Regions from separate parts of the Homo sapiens genome. Here region 1 is linked to region 2. Evidence: read pairs that join two places in POLR2A ChIA-PET (ENCODE). Cell type or tissue: PC-9. All regions are shown on one strand.

The links. ChIA-PET counts read pairs that join two places held together with the same protein. Peaks named below come from ENCODE experiments on the same cell type or tissue, not always from the same donor. Only the 100,000 strongest peaks of a DNase experiment are listed, where the experiment ranks them.
Region 1: POLR2A ChIA-PET joins it to region 2 with 11 read pairs; 3 of 35 experiments call an interaction of 5 or more read pairs at or near these places.

The regions. Positions count from the first base shown.
Region 1 is chr11:1,779,186-1,783,185 of GRCh38, reverse strand. The region is part of intron 1 of LOC124902610 (a long non-coding RNA gene); the gene reads right to left. Among named protein-coding and RNA genes, the nearest start is that of CTSD, 17 kb to the right of the region's middle. In PC-9, no CTCF peak of the experiment used is centred here; a DNase peak (open chromatin) is centred at 75; H3K4me3 peaks cover 184 bases; H3K27ac peaks cover 235 bases.
Region 2 is chr11:1,577,006-1,581,005 of GRCh38, reverse strand. The region is part of intron 1 of KRTAP5-AS1 (KRTAP5-1/KRTAP5-2 antisense RNA 1); the gene reads right to left. Among named protein-coding and RNA genes, the nearest start is that of KRTAP5-AS1, 6.3 kb to the right of the region's middle. In PC-9, no CTCF peak of the experiment used is centred here; no DNase peak of the experiment used is centred here; H3K27me3 peaks cover 573 bases.

The DNA of each region.
Region 1 (4,000 bases), 200 kb before region 2:
TTTTACAAAGGTCAGCTGGTCACCCGGCACAAGGTCTGTATTAGTCTCTGACTAATTAACTGCTGTGGCAGATTACACAAACACAGTGGCTTAAAGCAACGTAAATCTATCATCTTGCAGTTTGGGAGGTCACAAGTCCCACGTGGTTTTCAAGGAGCTAACATTAAGATGCCTGCAGGGCGGTTCCCTTCCGGAGCCTCTAAAAGCAAATCCATCTCTCCCTGTGTCTCCCATTCCCAGAGGCCGCCAGCATTCCCTGACTCACGGTCCCCTCCTCCGACTTCAAGTCCAGCAGTGGCATCTTCTAGTCTCCTGTGGCTCTGACCCTCCCCAGCTCCTATCCTGATGCTTGTGATTGCCCTGAGCCTGTCCGGATATTCCAGAACAATCTCCCATCCCATGTGCCTCGACTTAACCACATCTGGAGGCCCCTTTGTCACGTAGGTCCCGGTGATTAGAATGTAGACATCTTCGGGGACCCTTTTCAGCCCAGCAAAAGAACAAAGGATTGGGTAGCAGGAAGGGGCAGGGAAAGACGTGGAGGGGCCGTGGGCAGAGGCTGGGTACTATTGAGGGGTCCAGAGACAGGAGGATGGGGTGAAGGGGGACTCCTGCCCTGCTCCCTGGTGAGATGAGGGGCCTGGCTCCACTCGCCGCAGGCCGGACCCACAGAGGTCGGGAGATAATCCTGCTTTGCTGGGCATTGCGGCAAGCGCCTTCTCTTTCAGGGCAGGCAGTGGTGTGTGGCTGGCACCCCTGGGGCACTGGGGTTTTCCCAGATGAGGATACAGAGGAGGGGCATCCCTGGCCCAAGTATGAGCCACTGTGGGGAGGGGGCTGCTAGCTAGAACGGCATCCTGCCCATGGGGGAGTGTGGGGCGGGGACCAGAGCCCTCTGTCCACTAGGGCTGTGTCCAGGGCACAGGGGAGGAGGACCCACAACGACTGTAGGGGGACAGCAGGGACACCGCCCGTCACCCCAACAGGGATGTGACTTTTGCAAAACTGCACAGGCAGCAAAAAAGCAAGATTGGGAGGTGTTGCACTGTCCTTTTGCAACTTCCTCTGTGAGCATCAGGATTTTCTCATCTGGGGCAAGGGATCAAGGCCCTGCCTGCTCCCTGGGGCCTGGGGGGATGAGACGAGGCAGCGAGTAAGAAAGGACTTGGGGGCATGAAGCCGACTGCACCGGTGAGGGGCTGGTGGCCACCATCTGCTGGTGACCCTTAGGGGCCACCGCCTTCCCAGCATCTCCCTCCTTGCTGCTGGGACCGCACTGGAACCTCGCCTTGGTCTCCACATGGACCCTCTGGGCCCTGTGATGTCACCCTCCCAGCTCCTATGCCCCAGCCCCCTGAGTCCTCAGCCACAGTCTCACACCCTCGGGACCTGGGCAGCTGACAGCCCCCTGGGAGGTAACAGCTCCCAGCGGTGAAACAGCTGTGACGTGGCTCCCATATGTTGTCTGCACCCTGGGATGGGAGGTCCGTCCTGGCTGAGGGTGGACGCCCCTTGTCATGGTCTCAGCAGTGGAAGGACGGGCTCAGCCAGGCCCAAGAGGCAGGAGGGCACTGCCTGTGTGGGCAGAACCTGCAACAGAGGCCAGGCAGTTGCACAGATGGGTGGAGCCTCTGCCAAAGGGCATGGAAGAGCCGCCGTCCAGCTGAGAGGCACAGGCTGTGTGTGCAGGCTGCACGGCTGAGGCTGACAAGAGGGGCTGCCTGGACCAGGGTGAGAGGCCGCAGAGCTGGGGACGTGGCATGGTGCTGTGGCCTCAGGGCCTGGAAGCCTAGGCCAGCCTCACATGACAACCCTAGCACATGGCTGCGGGAGCCACCTCCAGAAGGGGAAGGAAGTCACTGGCTGGCCTGCAGACCACAGGAAGGGCCCCTCACATCATATGCTCAGAGGTCACCTGGACTTGGGCTTCAGCGGTCGCTGGTGCATGACATTCAGGGAGGGAGTGAACTTTCCACTACCGGGGGGTTTCTCTTGCAGGCCAAGGGCCTGAGGTCTGGGCCCAGGGATGCTGCAGACGCCCTCAGTGGTCTCCACGGCCTCGCCTCTGCCTCCCGGTGCTGACTGCCGCACCCCACTGGATTAGGGAACATCTTTCCCAGCATCACAGCTGCCACCCTCACACCTGCAGGGATTACTCCTCCCGCTGCCAGATCCTTCCAGCAGCTTTAAGAGCATCCTGGCCACCACGTCGCTCCCCTGCCCCTTCCCAGCCACACTCCCCGAGACAGTCAGCCTCAGACACCAGCTCCTGGCACCTCCTCTCCACCTCCTTCAAACCTGAGCCACTCGGAGCTGCCCCAGCAAGGTCCTGAGGGCTGCATGTGGCCGTGTCAGGGGCATCAGAGTGCGGACGAGCTCCCCGGTCGCTTCTGGGAGCCCTTCCTGTGCTTGGCCCCAGGACTCCACACACATCCTCCTTTCCCCGATGGCTGCTCTGTCTCCAGCTTTGTCCCCTCCCCAGCTTTTCCTTGCCACCTCTGTGTCCACCCTGACCCCTTGTGATTTCCTGCTGACCCCGGAAATCCTCCAGGCTGGAAATCCTCTTGGGCTAAGGGGTCCCACGCGCATCTCAGCCAGGGCGCTCCTTCCATCCTCAGACCTGCGTCCGGCTGCCCGTCGGCCATGCGCTGGGGTCCTAGCAGCAAGTCGCCCCTGGCAGTTCTGACCATCCCCTTCAGACAGGCTCTTCCTCACCCTCCCCCGATCACCACCACCTCCGCCCATCCAGCCCACCAGCAAAATCTGCCACCTCACCCTGCCTTGTCAGCCACCACACCCCACCCAGCCACCCCATATTCTTTCTCTGCGTCTCCCGCGCCCCATCACACCCTTCTCTCAACGAGTGCCAGTGGCCCCGACAACCTGCTGAGGTTGTCCTCACCCTCCTGTTCTCAGCCCTGCAGACTCCCCATGGGACACTCAAGGCGCAGCCTGCAGGGTGCAGCTCCCTCCTCTGTGCGCTCCGGCACCTGCCCGCCTGTACCCCTGGCCTGGGGCATTTGTGCCCGCCGGGCAGGAGGCTGGCTTCCTCCCTGCCTCCGCATCCTTACCCGGACCCCAGGCATCCCCAGAAGTGGTCCCGCCCTTCCCCTTTGCTGCTCTTCCAGTCACCACCCCTGTGTTTGGTACTACGTCCCCCATGTCTCCCACCCCCTACTATTCGCTCCTGGAGGGCAGGGATTTCTGTCTGTCCTGTTCATCACAGCATCCACATCACATCTGGCCACAGAACGTGCAGCACAAACCCTTGGCAAACAGCAGCGAAGGCCCGGGCAGGTGAGGGCCTGCACTCTGCAGACAGGACCCTGCTGGGTGCTCTCGGTGGAGACTTTGGGAGCACGGTACAGAGCCACGAGCAGGGCTGCCTCCTGCCTGGCAGTGGTCCTCCCAAGAGGACCCAGCCTAGGCGCACAAGGAGCAGGGGGAGCCACGGACCCCGAGAACCCCCTTTCCGTCTGCCCAGCTTGCACTCTCCCGTGTTAGGTGTCGCCCAGAGAGGGGCGCAGTCCCTGCAAACTCAGTGGGGTGAGCGAGTGAGGGGCTATAGCATGTCCCACGTGGGACCCAGAGAGAGCAGCCTGCTTGCCAACACTCCCAGCACCACCCACCTGATGGCCTGTGAACAGACTCAGATGCCCTCACCGTGGCATTCAAGGCTCTTCCAGCCTCCCTCGACCTTCCTGTCCAGCCTCCAGGGCTGCAGCTCACCTCCACCTGTACACCCTCGGTCTGGCCAAGCCAGCAGGATGGCGTGCTGGCCTCCCTGCCCCTGCTTGTGTTGGGGGCCCCTGCCCGGGCACTCTTCCCCTGGGGCCCTGCCTTCCCCAGCAGGCTCCCCACCCTCTGGCTGGCCTCCTCTTGGAAGTCATCTTCCCTGCCTTGAATGAGCTCCCTAGCCTGGTTGCCAGGCTTCTCCCACGACCTGTGTGTCCTCCATGGCCCAAGGGGCAAAGAGTCCTGGGCTTCCTTGTGTGGCTGC
Region 2 (4,000 bases):
GCTAACAGAAGAAGCAGATTACAGATAAGCCACATATTGGAGTTAGGAAACAAGGGCTTTAAAATAACTATGATTGGGCCAGGCACAGTGGCTCACGCTTGTAATCCCAGTGCTTTGGGAGGCCGAGGAGGGCGGATCACCTGAGGTCAGGAGTTCGAGACCAGACTGGCCAACATGGTGAAACCCCATCTCTACTAAAAATATAAAAAGTAGCCAAGGGCCAGGCACGGTGGCTCACGCCTGTAATCCCAGCACTTTGCGAGGCCGAGGTGAGTGTATCACAAGGTCAGGAGTTCAAGACCAGACTGGCCGACATGATGAAACCCTGTCTGTACTAAAAATATAAAAAGTAGCCAAGGGCTGGGCACAGTGGCTCACGCCTGTAATCTCAGCACTTTGGGAGGCCGAGGCAGGCAGATCACAGGTCAGGAAATCGAGACCAGCCTGGCCAACATGGTAAAATCCTGTCTCAACTAAAAATACAAAATATTAGCCGGGTGTAGTGGCATGCGCCTGTAGTCCCAGCTACTCAGGAGGGTGAAGCAGGAGAATCGCTTGAACCCGGGATGTGGAGGTTGCAGTGCGCCGAGATCGCACCACTGCACTCCAGCCTGGGCAACAAGAGCAAGACTCTATCTCAAAAAAAAAACAAAAAAAAAAGTAGCTGGGCATGGTGGTGGGCACCTGTAATCCCAGCTACTTCGGAGGCTGAGACAAGAGAATTGCTTGAACCTGGGAGGCAGAGGTTGTAGTGAGCCAAGATTGCACCATTGCACTCCAGCCTGGGCAACAGAGCAAGACTCCGTCTCTAAATAAATAAATAAAACAATATTCAATGTCCTATAAAATTTTTAAACTTTGTGGAAGTAAAATATATGACAACAGCACAGAAGTCAGGAGAGGGATAAACAGAATTAAATAGTTGTAAGGTTCTTGCCTTGTTTATGAAGACACGAGATTATTAACTGATAATATGTTATCATAATCTCTGGATGGGTGCAGAAGCTCACGCCTGTAGTCCCAGCACTTCGGGAAGCCAAGGCAGATGGATTGCTCAAGACCAGGAATTCAAAACCAGCCTGGGCAACATGGCAAAACTCCATCTCTACCAAAAATACACAAATTAGCCGGGTGTGTTGGCAGGTGCCTATAGTCCTAGCTACTCAGGAGGCTGAGGTGGGAGAATCACCTGAGCCTGGGAGGTCAAGTCTGCAGTGAGCCATGATTATGCCACTGCACTCCAGCTTGGATAACAGAGTGAGACCCCATCTCAAAAAAATAAATAAATAAATATAACCATCTCTAAGGTAGCCATTAAAGGATAATGAATACATAACCCGGAAGCTAACAGAAGACAGAAATTAGGCCAGGTACGGTGGCTCATGCCTGTAATCCCAGCTCTTTGGGAGGCCAAGGCAGGCTGATCACTTGAGGTCAGGAGTTTGAGACCAGCCTGGCCAACATGGTGAAACCTCGTCTCTACTAAAAGTACAAAAAATTAGCCAGGTGTGGTGGCCCGTGCCTATAATTCCAGCTACTTGGGAGGCTGAGGCACAAGAATCGCTTGAATCTGGGAGGCAGAGGCTGCAGTGACTCGAGATTGCACCATTGCACTCCAGCCTGGGTGACGGAGTGAGACTCTGTCTCAAAAAAAAAAGGAAAGAAAAAAAAACAGAGAGAAGTTAAATAAGATGCATGTTGTTTAGAAAAAACAAACCCTAAATATCAAGATCCAGGAAGATAGAAAGCAAAAGAATAAAAAAAAAGATATATTAGGCAAACATTAATGTTTTCAAAAACCTAGTATAATGATAGTAAGATCAGACAATGTGGACTTTGAAACAAAACCATTATTAGAAGAGATAACATTTCATGATGATAGGAGAGTTCATGCAACCAAACAGAAAACAATCCTAAACTTCTATGTGCCAAATAACTGAGCTTTAAAACATATAAAGCAAACATTGACAAAACTAAAATAAGAAATAGATAAATCCACAAATACAATTGGGACTATAATTGGGAATGTATAGGAATAATTGGGAATTTTAATGAACCTCTCTCTCACTCCACACAATGTGCCAGCTTCCCCAAACCCTCAGACACTCTGGCCTGCCCAGCAGCTGCCAAGAGGGGCCAGTAACACCACCTGAAGATGCAGGGAACTTAATTCCTCGGGAGAGCAACTCTGACCTATGAGAGCAGAAGACAGGAAGGAGCTTGCAGAGAAACTATTCTCCCTTCCTCCTCCCTGTGGACCATTCTGAGGTGGAGCATCGCTGTATGGTCTCGTGGGAGAGGGTGTGCAGACGTGGCCAGCTGAGCTGCAACTTCCAAAAAGCCACAGCAGCTGAGTAAGAAGCAGCCTTGCCTCAGCTTCACCTCCTCCCTGGCTCGGTGTGTTCCTCCCTTCCAGAAAATGTGTACACTGAGCTTTGCATCTGGCTACTTTCTGGGGAATGGAAGCTAAGACTCCCACCATCACCATGTCCACTTAGCATTATAATGGTGATGCCAGCCCATGCAATATGACAAGAAACAAGCAATGTGAGGTTTGGAAAGAAACGAAAGTGCAGATTCATAGATGATAGGGCCATCTACCTGGGAAATCCAAGTGAACCTACAGGCGGCCTGCTTGGAGGAGTAAGAGAAGTCAGAGAGGGTGATCGACAGCCAGCCCATGACAGGCAACAACACATCAGAAATTGTGGTTTTTATAACCTTTCACAAAGCAACCGAAATCATAAGCTCAGGAGTAATATACGCAATGGGAAGACTGTAAGGCCTCCCTGGGGAAGATTATAAGGCAATATAGAAGGACGTCTTCAAACTAAATATGGAGTCTGTGTGAGAAGACACTCCAGTGTCCTCCTAGTCAACCCATCAAGTAATGCAGCTATAATCAAAATGCATAAAATCCCAAGTGTTGGCAAGGGTTTTATTTTATTTTATTTTGAGACAGAGTTTTGCCCTTGTTGCCCAAGCTAGAGTGCAATGGCACAATCACAGCTCACCGCAACCTCCACCTCCCGGGTTCAAGGGATTCTCCTGCTTCAGCCTCCTAAGCAGCTGGGATTACAGGTGCCCACCACCACACCCGGCTAATTTTTGTATTTTTTAGTAGAGATGGGGTTTCACCATGTTGGCCACGCTGGTCTCAAGCTCCTGACCTCAGGTGATCCGCCCACCTCAACCTCCCAAAGTGCTGGGATTACAGGTGTTAGCCACCATGCCCAGCCCTGGCAAGGGTTTTAAATGGAGTTCTTCTAGCCTGCTGGCAAGTTATTAGAATTCTCCACTCAGGGCAACTTTGCAATATCTGGGGACATGGGAGTTGGGGGCAGGGGGCGCTGTGGCTCACGCCTGTCATCCCAGCACTTTGGGAGACCGAGGCGGGCAGATCACCTGAGGTCAGGAGTTCGAGACCAGCCTGGCCAACATGGTGAAACCCTGTCTCTACTAAAACTACAAAAATTAGCAGGGCATGATGGCAGGCGCCTGTAATCCCAGCTACTCAGGAGGCTGAGGCAGGAGAATCGCTTGAACCCAGGAGGTGGAGGTTGCAGTGAGCTGAGATCGCACCAGTGTACTCCAGCCTGGGCAACAGAGCGAGATGCCATCCAAAAAAAAAAAAAAAAAAACTAGGAAAGAAAATAATCCTGTAATCCCAGCATTTTGGAAGGCTGAAGGCCAAGAGAGGAGGATTGCTTGAGCCCAGGAATTTGCGACCAGCCTCGGTAACATAGTGAGACTTCATCTCTACAAAAAAAATTTTTTTTTTCTGAGATGGAGTTTCATTCCGTTGCCCAGGCTGGAGTACAGTGCCACGATCTTGGCTCACTGCAAGCTCCGCATCCTGGGTTCAAGCGATTCTGGTGTCTCAGCCTCCCGAGTAGCTAGGATTACAGGCACGCACCACCACACCTGGCCAAAAAAAATTTTTTTAATTAGCTGGAGATGCTGGCACATGCCTGTAGTGCCAGCTACTCAGGAGGCTGTG